Regions from separate parts of the Homo sapiens genome. Here regions 2 and 3 are each linked to region 1. A link is a contact called in ENCODE Hi-C data. All regions are on one chromosome and are shown on one strand. Each heading gives the region's core, a stretch centred on a gene start or an enhancer-like site at or near the end of the contact. The rest is flanking DNA. Distances are from core to core; before and after follow the strand shown. Region 1 holds the start of NANP (N-acetylneuraminic acid phosphatase). Region 2 holds the start of CST7 (cystatin F). Region 3 has its middle 8.7 kb from the start of VSX1.

What was found. A loop is a pair of places that touch in the nucleus more often than their neighbours do. Pooled maps may share reads with other maps.
Region 2: a pooled map shows a loop between it and region 1 (7-fold over the local background). The contact joins the promoter of CST7 here to the promoter of NANP in region 1. A Hi-C loop is called at or near these places in 6 of 50 pooled maps.
Region 3: a loop to region 1 is called in a pooled map, with 3 times the contacts of the local background. The contact joins the enhancer-like site here to the promoter of NANP in region 1. A Hi-C loop is called at or near these places in 4 of 50 pooled maps.

The regions. Positions count from the first base shown.
Region 1 is chr20:25,621,184-25,626,290 of GRCh38, reverse strand. NANP (N-acetylneuraminic acid phosphatase) reads left to right here and starts at 2,277. Exons shown (of 2, transcript NM_152667.3): 1 at 2,277-2,432. The coding sequence starts at 2,343. It overlaps ZNF337-AS1 (ZNF337 antisense RNA 1), which reads right to left and starts at 2,246. Exons shown (of 4, transcript NR_126465.1): 1 at 2,156-2,246. RefSeq lists enhancers at 2,188-2,357, 2,329-3,004 and a silencer at 2,528-2,587.
Region 2 is chr20:24,947,341-24,952,447 of GRCh38, reverse strand. It overlaps CST7 (cystatin F), which reads right to left and starts at 3,179. Exons shown (of 4, transcript NM_003650.4): 1 at 2,873-3,179. The coding sequence starts at 2,942. RefSeq lists an enhancer at 3,464-3,513.
Region 3 is chr20:25,088,323-25,093,429 of GRCh38, reverse strand. No RefSeq gene overlaps it. Among named protein-coding and RNA genes, the nearest start is that of VSX1, 8.7 kb to the right of the region's middle. Within about 2 kb of position 2,554, at least 4 of the 41 ENCODE cell types and tissues checked have a DNase peak (open chromatin) inside an H3K27ac peak, as active enhancers do.

The sequences.
Region 1 (5,107 bases), core at 1,028-3,527:
CAAGGTCCTAAGGGCTCTCCAGCTATGACAGCAGAGCGTAAAATTCTTTGTGTTGGGGTTTCTATTTCTACTACCGAAGGAGGCAGCACCGATGTTTCTGCAATTGGAGGAGGCGGTATAGGCCAATTTTAATCCTCCCTCTCCTGTTTTTTATTTTCAATTGGTGCTATGTGTGGGACAACAGATTCAGATTTTTATGAACAGCAACAGAATAGGGTGCTCTACACAAAGTTGGACAGGTCATGGAATGCCATTAGACGACTTGTCACAAAAGGAAATCTATCAAACAACGCATCCCCTTAAAAGGATTATACAGACTGCTATGCCTCATCTAACCTTAGATTTTTGCCTAAATCAGCAAACAACAAACTCTGCATGCAAGTCAGAAAAAAAAAAAAAAAGCTGCTCCAATCCTATAAGCTTCCTGTGCCTATAGTTTTATGCTAAATTGATTCTGACATTTCAGGCAATTAAAAGTAACTCCAATTAATTCACCATAATTTTGGCTGATTGCTAATCTAAATGTCCACAATTGATAGGCTAGCCCTATACGTCAATGAGGTAAGCACAGAAAGGAGTCATGGTTTTGAGGAATGCCTATGGGTTTATTCTCCACCATAGCAATGAGATGTCAACTGTGATTGTGCTCCATAAAATATAGAAACTGTAGGTAGTCTAACGCTGCAGAAGAAACTCCTATTAATATAAAGATAAACCAATTAATCTAACCTACTGAACATCAGTGGTCTGTTAAGGAGTTCCACCAGCGAGGTGAGAGACTGGCAATTTTTTTCTCTAAAGAGCTAAATAATGAATATTTTAGGATTTCCAGCCACGTGGTCTCGCTTACAATTACTCAACTCTGTCTGCTTCTGTATGGCAACAGCAGCCACAGACGATACAGAAATGAATGTGTGCGCTGTGTTCTAATGCAACTATGGGCACTAAAATTTCTTGATTTTCATGTGTAACAAAACACTGTTATTTTGATTTTTTAAATCCATTTACAAATGTAAAAATCACCCTTAGCCAGGCGCGGTGGCTCACGCCTGTAATCCCAGCTCTTTGGGAGGCCAAGACGGGTGGATCACGAAGTCAGGAGTTCGAGAACCAGCCTGGCCAACATGGTGAAACTCCGTCTCTACTAAAAATACAAAAATTAGCCGGGGGGTGGTGGCATGCGCCTGTAATCCCAGCTACTCAGGAGGCTGAAGCCGGAGAATTGCTTGAACCCGGGAGGCGGAGGTTGCAGTGAGCCAAGATCGTGCCACTACACGCCAGACTGGGTGACAGAGCAAGACTCCATCTCGAAAATAAAAATAAAAATAAATTAAAAAATAAAAAAAACCACTTAGCTCACTGGCTAAACAAAATCAGGTAATTGGCCTGTACCTGACAGTCAATTTCTGGTCACTAATGATGACCACATATCCAAATTACAGTAAAGGTACCCAAGAGAGACAAAGATTAGAGATTAGTGTTACGATCCCCGTTCTGCCAGCACTAGGAGACAAGAGTTGCTACAGCCCTTCCGCGGGTTTAAAAGGCGGTCGACGTCCCTCAACCTCTTGCTATGCCTGAAAACAACCGAGTAAAAGGCATCCAAAGACCTGAGAACGCAAGGTTTCAGGAAAACAATCAGGAAGGGCAAAACATGGGGCAGCCACTACACAGCCCCTCCGTCTTAGGGCACAGGTACTAAACGGGTTGTAAGAGACCCAAGTCACATCCTTCAGAAACGTGCTGGCGCGGGCCCAGGCAGACAGGGATTCCACCCCGGCGAAGGCCGCAAATGGCGCGAGGCGGGAAGGCGCAGGCTCCACCTTCCCCCGTCCCCAGATCACCTACAGTGACCTGCGCGTACAGGCAGGCTAGGACCGCGGGCGCTCAAGGCAGACATCAGGCCCGCCGACGTCTCCGCGCCGCCCGCCCGGCCACCCGGAGAGCCTGCTGCCCAGCGCCTGGCAGCGCGGACAACCTCTCTCGGGGAGGTGATGACGGTCCCTCGCGCCGGAGGGCCCAGGGAGGAAAGAGATAAGCAGAAAGACACCAGGGAAGAACACCACGCTTCGGACCAACGCCAGCCACAGCCACTGAGAAGTCGCCGCATCCGGCGGCGCCGACACACGTTTCCAGGGCTCTTGAGAGACCATACCCTGGGAGTCTCGCGGGATCTCACTTTTCTCGGCGGCGCAGGGAATGAGACAGATCGCGGGAATTCCACCCGCGCCGGGAGATGGTCTGGTGACTTCGCGGCTCCTCCCACGTCTCTCTGGGCAGTCCGCCTTGCGCATGCGCAGGCGGCGGTGGCAAGGCTACGGTTCGCGCCAGCGGCCGGCGCTATGGGGCTGAGCCGCGTGCGGGCGGTTTTCTTTGACTTGGACAACACTCTCATCGACACGGCCGGGGCGAGCAGGAGAGGCATGTTGGAGGTAACGTCCCCACCCATGGCGCTCCTCTGGGCGGGGTCAGTGCGCCCCGCCCCGTCCTGCACGCTCACCTCCCCTTGACCCCACTTCCACCCCGGCGCCGCGGGCCGCTCTTGCTGGTTGAAACCTGTGGAGCGTGCGGGTGCGGAGGTGGCTGGAGGCGCGCGGGCCCTGCGGGTCTGCTTTCCCTGGCCTGGCGGCCGCTTGTCACCCAATCTCGAGCCCTGGAGCGGCTGCTCGCAGGTGCCTTGGCGCTCGGGACGCGGAAGGGCTCCGTGACGGCTGCCACGGTGGCGGAGGTGCCCGTGGGCGCGGGAGGCGACAGCAAAGCCGCGAGACCAGGCGCTGGTCCCGCCCCCGGTCAGACTGTCGGTGTGGAGCTCGACAGAGGGTCGTGTCCCCCATGCGACTTTCGGGGTTGCTGGGAGGAGACATGGTAGAGTTAGCCCCAGTGTTGACCCAAGAAGGGACACGGCTGTCAGTACCGAGCCTGGACTTAAGCCCTGCTTTAGAGAATTGTCGCCGCAGAACTTCTTCTGGCCTCCCTGGCGGGGTGGTGGTCACCGTGGCTTTCTGACACGTGACACAGCAAAAGCCCGTGCTGCGAGGGCATGCCCTTCCTGAGGCGCTCCTCCGCGGCACTGCCCCTCTACACGCGCGGAGGCGCTTTCAGACCTTCCCGTGTTCCAGCCCCAGTCCACCCCGGCTTCCCTTTCTCTACCTTCAGCTTCAAGGGGAAAGGGAAGGATTTATCAGATGTGGAAAACTCACTTTCAAAAGCTAATTCATCCAAACCTGAGCGCCCCGTCCTCTTCATGCTTCATCAGTTAGTTTTTGTGTCCCTGGATCTTCCACTACCTCATCCGTTTTCTTTTTAGCTGCATTCCACTCCTGCCGCATATTCATGTTTGCCCTATAGTTTTAAAAAAGCTGTAAAAAGGATGCCTCCCTTTGGGCTATTCTTCCTGCTGTAGATGTTGCCTGTCTCTCTTGACAGCCATGTTTTCCCGGAGAAATCTATACCCGTTATCTCCTTGTCTCTACCTCCTATTTATTACTAAATCCATCGTAATGTCGCTTTATCTTCACCGCTAGACTGAAATAGACTTGCTGGATCACTAGGCATTCCCAAAATGCCGGAATCAGTAGACATTTTTAAAGTCTGTCTTCATGACTTTACTGAGGCATTCCACACTTTTAACTTGTTGGCCTCCACCTCAGGGGTGCCACCCTGTGCCATATTGCCTCCAGTATCTCTCGCTGCAGATGTTACATATTTACCTGTGTGTTATTAGTAAGCTGAGTCCTGTGCATTTCAATTAAATTATTGCTTTAGGCCAATTCTTGCTGTAGGCCCAGAGTTTGGGCTTTAAAATCAGACATTTGAATATGAATCACAGCTCTCCCAAAACCTAGCTGAAAGTGCCTCAAGGAATTAACCACTCGGAGCCTTATATCTTCATAAAATGTGAATTATATTAGTCCTCAATAACCCTGTAATACTTGGGAAGCCCATGGTTGCAGTGTCCACTCAGCGAACTATAGCACCTTCCACCCTCGTACGCTGTCTGTCCACCACTGCACATGCCCCGTGCATGTCTCAGTTACAGCTGAACTCATCTCTCACCTAGACTGTTGCTGTGGGCTTGTCTCCAGGTTTACCACATCCAGTGTGTCCTCCACATTCTTGCCACAGCAATATTTTTAAAACAAAGACTAAATCGTATGCCTCCCTGGTCTTTACACCCTCACTTATAGTAGTGCTGTATTTTGTTCAGATATTTCTTAATGCATCTGTCAAAGGATATTTCAATTAATTTTGCAACTCAGGTGCCTACTACTAAATAGTGAGCTTCTTGGGAGGGAACAAGCTGTCTTAATTATCCTCGTTTGACACATGGCAAATGTTGAATAAATGCTGGATGGATGGATACAAATTTTTACTTCGAGACTTGGTTCTATTACTGCCTCCTTTATAATTACAAATCATTGTAAATAATTTATGAATGGGCCGGGCGCGGTGGCTCACGCCTGTAATCCCAGTACTTTGGGAGACCGAGATGGGCAGATCACGAGGTCAGCAGATGGAGACCATCCTGGCTAACACGGTGAAACCCCGTCTCTACTAAAAATACAAAAATTAGCCGGGTGTGTTGGCGGGCGCCTGTAGTCCCAGCTACTGGGGAGGCTGAGCCAGGAGAATGGCGTGAACCCGGGAGGCGGAGCTTGCAGTGAGCCGAGATCGCGCCACTGCACTCCAGCCTGGGCGACAGAGCCAGACTCCGTCTCAAAAAATAATAATAATTTATGAATGGAGGAAGAGGGAAAGGTCCAGCCATTTATGGCCTTGGGCTTGGGGAGAAGAGGTCATATACTGACTGTATGTATCAACTTTAATTTTTTCTAATCACCTAGGGAAGTTATTTTTTTTCTCCCTCTTTAGACCTGTTTTTCATGGTAATTACTCAAGAGGAACTTTTCTACAGAAGCCTGGAGTTTCTCAGTGAACAAAGCAGAAGAGATTTCTGCATTTGTGAATTTACTTCTTAGTGGGTATGGCAGTGAACATAATAAATATTTACAGGTGTGATAGAAAAAGCAGAGAGGGTAACAAATCAACATTTTAAATAGACTGGTCAGATTTGGCCTCATCGAGTAGGTGATGTTTGTGCACAGAC
Region 2 (5,107 bases), core at 1,930-4,429, 670 kb after region 1:
GGCTAATGGCGGAGTCTATCTTTTGAGGGCACACACATGCCCCTGGCACAGACAGGACACTGAGCTCTACCAGATCAGTCCCGACCTTAACCCACTGGGACACACCCGGAGTTTGAATTCCAGCTCTGCTTCTCACTGGCTGTATGATCTCAGGCAAGCTGCCTAACCTCTCTGAGCCTCCGTGTCCTCACCTGTAAAATGAGGATGCTGACGACAGTGAGAATATATGAGGCAACATACACGAAGCACTTGTCAATAAATGATGTGCAAAACTGTAATCATTATCAATATATCAAAATGCACATGGCCACAGCAGGGGTCTCAGGGCAAATGAATGCCCCCATTGGGAAAAACAAATCTTGCCACGTAGACGGTGGCTCAGCCTGCGGCAGCTCCCAGTGCTCCCCAGGAGGCAGGAGGTCCCCGGGCTGCAAGTGGTCTCTCTGCTACTGGGAAGTAAGGACTGACATCACCTTGCAGAGGGAAGCTGAAATGGCTCCCTGACCCCAGGGCCCCTGTCCAGGCAGATGGGCCGTTGCAGCTAGAGTGGAGGGGGCAGAGGATGACATGGCACCTGGCAGAGCTTCCCAGAAGAGATGCCCATCAGATTGAGAAAGAAACAGCCCTTTTCAAAAGGGTGGCGGAAGCCAGTGTGGCAATTTCCTAGGTTCTGAAAGCCTCAGGGAGGAGAGGTGCCCTGAGGGGCTCAGCGCTATGGTCTGTGCAGTTCAGTGCATGGGTGTGGAGAGAGGCCAGATGCTCAGACGGCACCACCCTTGGGGTCCCTGTTGCTTCCCCGCCCCCTACCCCCCTCAGTCATGAGGAAGGCTCTGTAATTTATTCTCAGAGGAGGCAGCGGAGGGGCTGTAGGAGTTGTGGAGTGGGGGCAGGACGCATGCTTGTGTCTGGGGCCCAGGTTCCCATCTCTTTTTTGCTGCTAGACTGGGGGCCTCCCAGCACCCTCCCTATACAGCCGAAGACTGAAGGCCCTTGCTGGAAGCACCAGAAATGATCACAGCGCCTGGGCAGGGTGCTGGGGGCTGTCACCAGCACAGTGGCAGAAGGGCCTGCACTAGACAGAGCAGGGGGCTGAGGCTGGCGGAGAGCACCCCATGCCCCATGTGCCTCCATGCCTGTGCCTTCCCCGAGCCACCTCTGTTCAGCCTCCCCAGGGCCGGAGACGGGGTGCAGTTATCTTCCCATTTCATGGATGGTAGGACTGAGGCTGAGGGCCCGCTCTGTGTGTGTGAACGTGGGCTCTGGAGCTTCTCTCTGGGGTTTGGTGGCTGACAGCAGGTCTGCTGAGAATGGAGGGAAAGGCTTGGTGCAGCATTACATACCAGCGAGGGGCCGGGAACACCACCCAGGAAAATGACGTTGCCAGCTGCCCAGCACATCGGCTCCCACGCCACCCTGTTATAGTCCCTAGCCTGCTCCGTGAGATGAGCAGAGCTCTGAAACCCCTCAGCAGTCAGTAGGTTTAATTAGATCCCAGGACACGCTAGGACAGCTGGCTCCATGTCCCCTCCAGGAGAGCCTTTTCTGAGGTGTGAGAACGAGCCACTTCTCTGGAGTGAACTTGCCTCTCTTCCCTGCTTCCCCCTTGGACCTTGGAGACACGAAGGGGCAGGGCACAGAATGGCAGCAGGCAGGCAGCACTGCATCAGGACAGGGCCAGGAGGAGAGGCCCCTGTGAGGCTGGGAAGCAGGTGGAGGGCTCCTTGCGTGAGCTAAGAAGGCTCCCAAGCTGGGAGGCAGGGCCGGGTATGCTGTCCCCAGCCTTCTGCCAGCCATGGGTCAGCTCCATGTTCGCTGAGCACTACCCAGAGCTGGTGGCGGTGGCATGTTCCCATCAGTGAGAGCAGAAGCTGCCCCCGGCCCCTCCTCCAGCCTGCCGTGTCCCCTTGGCTGCTCAGTCGCAGCGTCCGCCCTAGGCCAGGCCTGGGAGCTCGACACAGTGTCCCCCAGCATCACTGAGTCCTCAGTATCCTGACTCACCAGGAGGAGGTGAGAACCCTCCAAGAACCCCTTGGGTGCTCTGGAGCCATCCTCTTGTCAGTGGTCCTGCTGCACAGCCCCCACCTGGGCCCCTTTGGCCAGGCTCCAGCCCCCTTCTGTCCCTGTCTGCTGGGTGGGGGTCATATGACTTGAGCGGGTCACCTCAGCCCTCTGGTGCCAGCTTCCTGGTTGGTTAAATGAGGTGGGGGCCTCCCAAGTCCCCATCAGTATCCTGGTCTGATTCCTGTGCCAGGGAGGCCATGGCCCAGTTCCCTTTGGGGGAGAGCAGGTTGTCCCTGGCTGTGTGACTTGGGCAAATCACCTAGCCTGGCTGTGTCTCAGTTTCCCAGTGCACAGGCAGTGGCTCTTTCCTCCCTGTCCCCCCTCCCCCTGAGTGCTGACCCTCAGGGAGTGGATTTCAGGAAGGGTGAAAGAGTCTGATCGTTAGGGTCCCTGGAGCCAAGTCACAGGACAACAGCCAGCAGGAAGGAATGACAAGCCATCAGATAGAAGCGGCTAACCACAGGCATGTGGCTGCCCTGTCGCCTCCGTCCCGCAGAGGAGCTGCGGGAGACCTGCCTTACTTAGACCTTTCTCAGACCTCTGTGAAGAGCCAGAGAATAGAAGATGCTTCCCTTGCCCCTAGCCTTCTGGGGCAGCCCCCAAACCCTTCATCCCTGTAGCCTGCTACCCCCAAAGGTAGCTGCAGCCAGATGGAGCCCCTTGCCCCTCTCACCACTCCCAGCACCTCTCACCACCGCATGGTCCTGTGGGGGCTCCAAGCTAGGAAAGTGCCCTGGGGAAGACCCAAGGCACCAGTGGCCAATCTCAGGGAGAGACCCCCGGGGAGCGGACAGGGGAGAACGCCACTTACCTGGGGAAGGGCCCCCAGTGGTGCTCAAGACCAGGCAGCAGAAGGCCAGCAGAGTTCCAGCCGCTCGCATGGCTGCCCGGGTAGGGACAGTGCGGGGCAGTTGGGGGTGGCCGTGCAGTGCCTTCTCAGGCAGCATGGGGCAGTTGGAGGCAGTGGTTGGTGCCCGTGCCGAGCCTTCTTGGGTAGATGGCGCAGGGCAGGTGGGGGCAGTGGTCTGTGCCCGTGCCAATCCTTCTCAGGCAGCACGGGCCAGTGCCGGGCAATGGTTTGTGCCTGTGCTGAGCCTTCTTGGGCAGCATGGAACAGTGGGCTGTCCCAGCCCAGGGGCAGGTGCCAGGGCCACAGCATGGAACCCCACCCTGCAAACCACTGTGGGATGGGGCAGGGGCGGGGCTAGGGGGCTGCCTGCGTGGTGCTGGGGAGGGGAGTGTTTTGCTGCTGAATCATTTTGGCCAGAAGCTCTTCACCTTCAGATCTATCAGCCACAAAGCAACCGCTTCCTTTATAAAAGTTTCCGAGCAGCCGTCATTTGCTGGGGGAGGAGGAAGAGACATGAGACCCATGAGCAAATCCTGATGCAATGTTCTACCCCTGAGCCACACACGAAAGAGATGTTGCATGAAAAACATTAGCAGGAATTTTCAAAAGCAAAATCACTTGATTTTCCTTTTTCTTTTAATTACTTAAGTTCTGGGGTACATGTGCAGAACATGCAGGTTTGTTACATAGGTATACACGTGCCATGGTGGTTTGCTGCACCCATCAACCCATCATCTACATTAGGTATTTCTCCAAATGCTATCCCTCCCCTGGCCCCGGATCCCCAGATAGTCCTTGGTGTGTGATGTTCCCCTCCCTGTGTCCATGTGTTCTCATTGTTCAACTCCCACCTATGAATGAGAACATGCGGTGTTTGGTTTTCTGTTCTTGTGTTAGTTTGCTGAGAATGATGGTTTCCAGCTTCATCCATGTCCCTGCAAAGGACATGAACTCATCTTTTTTATGGCTGCATAGTATTCCATGGTGTATATGTGCCACATTTTCTTTATCCAGTCTACCATTGATGGGCATTTGGGTTGGTTCCAAGTCTTTGCTATTGTGACTAGTGCTGCAGTAAACATACGTGTGCATGTGTCTTTATAGTAGAATGATTTTTGAGTATATACCCAGTAATGAAATTGCTGGGTCAAATGGTATTTCTGGTTCTAGATCCTTGAGGAATCACCACACTGTCTTCCACAATGGTTGAACTAATTTACACTCCCACCAACAGTGTAAAAGCGTTCCTATTTCTCCACATCCTCTCCAGCATCTGTTGCTTCCTGACTTTTTAACGATCACCATTCTAACTGGCATGAGATGGTACCTCATTGTGGTTTTGATTTGCATTTCTCTAATGACCAGTGATGATGAGCGTTTTTTCATATGTTTCTTGGCTGCATAAATGTCTTCTTTTTAGTGTCTGTTCATATCCTTCACCCAATTTTTGATGGGGTTGTTTTTTTCTTGTCAATTGTTTAAGTTCCTTGTAGATTCTCGACATTAGCTCTTTGTCAAATGGATATATTGCAAAAATTTTCTCCCATTCTGTAGGTTGCCTGTTCACTCTGATGACAGTTTCTTTTGCTGTGTGGAAGTTCATTAGTTTAATTAGGTCCCATTTATCAATTTTGGCTTTTGTTGCTATTCCTTTTGGTGTTTTAGTCATGAAGTCTTTGCCCATGCCTATGTCCTGAATGGTACTGCCTAGGTTTTCTTCTAGGGTTTTTATGGTTTTAGGTCTTAAGTCCTTAATCCATGTTGAGTTAATTTTTGTATAAGGTGTAAGGAAGGGGTCCAGTTTCAGTTTTCTGCAAATGGCTAGCCAGTTTTCCCAACACCATTTATTAAATAGGGAATCCTTTCCCCATTGGTTGTTTTAGTCAGGTTTGTCAAAGATCAGGTGGTTGTTGATGTGTGGTGTTATTTCTGGGCTTCTGTTCTGTTCCATTGGTCTATATATCTGTTTTGGTACCAGTACCATGCTGTTTTGGTTACTGTAGGCTTGTAGTATGGTTTGAAGTCAGATAGCATGATGCCTCCAGCTTTGTTCTTTTTGCTTAGGATTGTCTTGGCTATGCAGGCTCTTTTTTGGTTCCCTATGAACTTTAAAGTAGTTTTTTCCAATTCTGTGAAGAAAGTCAATGATAGCTTGATGGGGGATATCACTGAATCTATAAATTACTTTGGGCAGTA
Region 3 (5,107 bases), core at 1,305-3,804, 530 kb after region 1:
CTTTTCTTTTTTTTTTTTTTGGGAGACAGAGTCTTACTCTGTCACCCAGGCTGGAGTGCAATGGTACCATCTTGGCTCACTGCAACCTCTACCTCCTAGGTTCAAGCTATTCTCCTGCCTCAGCCTCCCAAGTAGCTGGGACTACAGGCGTGCACCACCATGCCCAGCTGATTTTTATATTTTTAGTAGAGATGGGGTTTCCCCATGTTGGCCAGACTGGTCTCGAACTCCTGACCTCGGGTGATCTACCCGCCTTGGCCCTTAAAGTGCTGGGATTACAGGCATGAGCCACTGCGCCCGGCCCTTCCTTCTTTTCTAGCAAATGAATTTAATGTTACATATTTTCCTCTAAGCACTGTTTTCACTGCATTCCACACATTTGGTAAGTTGTATTTTTATTTTCATTAAGTTAAAAATACTTTTTAATTTTTCTTGAGACTTCTTCTTTAATTCTTATGTAAAATAGAAGTACATTGCTTAATCTCCATATATTTGGGGATTTTTTTTTCAGCTTCTGGTAGATTTCTGTTTTTGACTTCTAGTTTAATTCCACTGTGCTCTGAGAACATATTTTGGATAATTTCTATTCGTTTAAATTTGTTAAGGTATGTGTTATGGCCTCGAATATGGCCTATTTGATGAATGTTCCATGTGATCTTGAGAAAAATATGTATTCTGCTGTTGTTGGATGAAGTACTCTATAGACGTCAGTTAGATCCAGTGATAAATGGTGCTGTTCCTTACTATACCCTTACTGATTTTATGCCCACTAGATCTATCAATTACTGATAAAGGAGCGTTGAAGTCTCCAACTATTAATGCAGTAAAGAATTTTATATAGCTTATATTTTCCTTGCTGTTCTATCAGTTTTCGCTTCCTGTGTTTTGATACTCTGTTGTTAGGTGCATGCATCTGAAGTATTATGTAAACCAAAAATAAAATTCGAAGGCCCCCCACTTCCTTGCAACCATCTGAATGGGCTCCCTCCTTGGCCAGGGCACTCTAAAATTTACCTCCTACTTGAAATGAAAGACAAGAACCCTCAGGACCCGAAGATGTATGCTCAGCAGTATGGGAAGTATGTACTCAAAGTTCCTCTAAGTGTGTGAGAGGATGAAGAGCATAAACCACTGCAGAATCCTTTCCCCTTTGGCAGACAAAAGACTTGACTATAACGGTAGTTTAGGAATAAAATGTCTCAGCATTTGCCATTTCCTGTCTCTACAGGGAGCTGAACTTAGGATAGTGGCCTTTGTTGTGTCCAGGAAGGGCTGATTTAATGCATGTGGTGGCCAGTGTCTGCGATGGATGGGTCTTCTTCATTGTTGTACCCTCTCCTTTCTGATTTCTCCTTCTCTTCCTCCACTCTTTCATGAGCATTTCTCTGACCGATCTGAGCATGTCCGGTTATTAGTGTGTTAGGGGGAGTGAGCTAGAAGAAGAGTCAGTAATCAGACAAGCATGCTGCAACCCTCCACTCAGGGTGATGGACTGGAGGTACTGGGTCCACACAGATGGCTGCTGCAGCCAACCCTGCCAGAGTCCCCAAGGTGCCCTAGCCATGCTGCCGCTTCTGCTAGCCTTCATCAGTGAAAACTCAGCACAAACAAAGCAGTTTCAGGGTGGCAGCTCAGTGACATTCATTTCCACACTTTTGTTGAAACCGGTGAGTGAAACAGGTTTGTAAATTTCTCAGCCTCTTCTTCTAGTATTTTGTAAAATATTCAGCTTCTTCCTGCAGGAGGGCAGTCCCAGGGCTGGGCTGTGAGAGTCTGATGTTGGGGCGCCTTTCTTTCCTCTTGAGCACTCAGGTTACAGTGGATGACATGCTCCCAGCCAACCTTCCTTGGACCAGGCCTTGAGCATGGGGACAGGACTGGGGAGAGGACTCCAGATCTAATGTGGAGTGAATGGGGAAGAGCTAAGTTTCTCCCAGGAGACCCCGTCAGGCAACAGGCATATGGTTCAGACTCCTCCATCTTATGGCCTGTTCCCCCGCTGCAGACCTTCACTAAGCACTGGCTCTGCACCAGGAGTGTGCGGGGCCCTGGCATGCAGGGGCCCCAGGCCAGCCCCAGCCCTGCTCTGGAGCTTATGGTCAGTCTAGGCTTGGGTTCTGCACAGCAGACTCTGAGACAGGGATTTGAGTGAAGTAAGTAATGTGGGAGGAACCCAGGAAGTTCTAGTAGGGGAGGGGCAGGGACACAGAGAAGCTGTGACAGCAAGTGGCATTTCCCAAGGCTCAATCACACCAGGACCTCGGGTGACTATGCAAGGTGATTTCTCTTCGGGATTTTCCTACCACAGGATCATTGCACCCCTTGGCCAGGTATCATCCATCAACCCCTGTCATCTGTCAAGAGTGGCTGCTGGAGGCATCACCCTCTGCCCCCCAGGACTTCAGTCCTAGCTGGTGCACTCCTGGCTTTGGGGCATCCTCCGCTCGAGTGGCAGGTGCTGCAGGCAGGAAGCTGTGGTGTGTGTGTGAACTGTCTACAGAGGCTGCAGGCGACCCGGAGGGCAGCCTGCCAGCACTGTCAGCTACAGCATCCGGCAAGGCAGATGGGTAAAGCAGTAAACCAGCAGGTGAGTGAACGGTTGCAATTGTGGCGGATGCCTTGGAGGGAGCTGACTGGGAGTTGAGCACAGAGGGAGGAGCAAAGACCTCCTTCAAATAGGGTCATGGCCGGTGCCTGCCTCCTTGGAGTAAGTAGGTCCCCAGCAAGCAGAGGCAGGAACCCGCAGTCACGCCACCCTGGCAGAGTTGTTCTGACCTTTGCCTAGAGCCTCGGTGCTACCTGTGAGCTGGGATAGTGATCACATTCACTTCTAATATGAGCTGGTTAAAAGCACATTATCATTGGCCAGGTTTCTCAATTGCCAAGAGATGACCTAGTGCTTGTTTAATACCAGAAATGAAGCTCAGCAGCAGCTCTTGGGCTGTCCTTCAGCGGCCCCTCACATGCCCAGGTGTGACCTTCTGGTTAGGGTGGCCTATGTCACCTCCCTCTCACCTTCTTGATGTCCACACAGTGCACCTGCTTTTGTCTGCCATGGGGGAGAGGAGGAGAGGCAGATCCTTCTGTGCCCTCTGCTCATGACCTTTTCTGCAGTGGGGTCCGAGGGTGGGCTTAGCTCAGGGACTGGATGGTGTGTCCTCTCCTAAGCTTAACTTGGCTCTGGGTTCCTTTGTCTTACAGATGGAACTTAACCAGAAGAAGCTAAGGAAGAGAAGAGAGGAGAGGAGAGAGACAGTGAAGAGGCTGGAAAAGGAGGAAGAGAAGTATGTTCTTTGGAATCAAAGTGTTACCTGGATTCCTACCCAGGATTTTCCTATTGTCTCAGGACCTAAAGGGAAAAGACCGGCCATGGGGCATGTGAGCCTCTGGGAAATCTGCCTCAAGCCCATAATGCCATCCGTCTACAGCAGTTGGAACAGTGTAAGAGTCAGACCTCGCCAGATCCCAAGCGCTGCAACATGAAGAACAAAACCAAGGTTAAGCCACAGACCAGGCCCCGTGGAGATTTCGCTGCTTCTAGCCTGACCGTCAGGATTTGGGTCCTGACCGCTCCCCTGGCTGTTGGGCTGGTCCCAGCTCTGGGCCTCCGTTTTCTCACCCACAGAATGGGGACGATACAGGACCTCCCTCATCAGAGCTGTCACAAGTGGTAAGTGAATGGGTTCGTGAGAAGCTCTGCAGTGCCTGGCGCAGACCAAGGGCCCCACCGATGGTGGCTGTGAGTTTTCCCACTAATGTATTTTTTGATATGTAACATTTTAAAATAAAATTTTCTCTTTTCTTTTTTCCTTCTCCTTTTAGAACCTCAATTTCCTGATTCCCTAAGCTCATGTCTGGTGCTGACTATTATCTTAGTGCTGAACTCAAGCTTTCCTCATAGCTCCTCAGAGCATTTGAGAATAACTGGGTGTTTCTGCACCCACAACATATTTGTAAAACCAGTCAGGATATATGGTTCATGAAGCATTAATAGAAGATGTGGTTCTCAAACTTGAGTGGGGCTCAGGGTCCTCTGGGGGGCTTGTGAACACACAGATCATGGGTCTCCCCAAGGTCTCTGATGTTGGAGGTCTGGATGGGGTCCAAGAGTTTGTTTTTCTGGCCAATGCCCAGGTGGCCAGAACCACTTTTGGGAACCACACTTTGAGAACCACTGGCACATAGTAAGGAGGCCTCTTCCAGAGGCCACCAGGGAAGTCACTGTCCTGGAAGGTAAAGAACATTTGTCCAGGGGATGTGTTAATGAAAAGACTCAGTTCTGGGCTCCTGGAGCCAGGTAGGAGATGAGAACAGACACAAAAGAACTTAAGAATAAGAAAATAAGACCAAAGGAGCATCAAGTGCTTCAAGAGTGCAGCAGTGATTTTGTTCCAGCTGGGGCAGGAAAACCTGGGGAGGCTCTGCGGTGAGGAACCATTTGGGCTGGGCGTTGATGGGTGGCTGAGCACTGCTTGGCGCCTGGCCCTGCAAGTGCGATGTGGTGGGTCCTGTGTCCCACCTTGAATCTGTGTCCTGTCCTTGAATCTGGTGGCTTGTGGCTGCTTAAACCAGTCAGCAGGGCCAGTGCACACTAATGCCTTGGGTACAATGCCCAGGGCCTATGCTTCTAATGCCATTGAATATATTTTAAAATCAGAAGGAAAAATGAGTACAATAATAAAGAATATACAATAATGAATCTAGACTGGATTATATTCACCTTTATGCCAACATAGGCACAAAATACAACTTTAAATATTTTTATGGAAGAAGGGGCCCATGAAAGCAGAAGTGCCACTCCCCCAAAACTCATGCTATGGCCTCGCTGACTGAACGTGATGGAAGTAATGCTCTGACTTCTGTGGAAGGGCCAGCAAAGGCTGTGCAGCATCTGCCTGGTTCTTGTGGGATGCTCCCAACTCCCCGAGAGCCCACAAGGCCAATCAGCCTGGGCCATGTGAGCGGGCTGCCTTGAGCACCCAGCACAGCCCCGTTGAGCCCTCAGATGACTGCCACCCCAGACAGCAACCACAGGAGGGCTCTAAGTGATAATGGCCTGCTGAGCTCTCCCCAGATTTTTGAGCCACAAAACTGTGACCAAAATGAA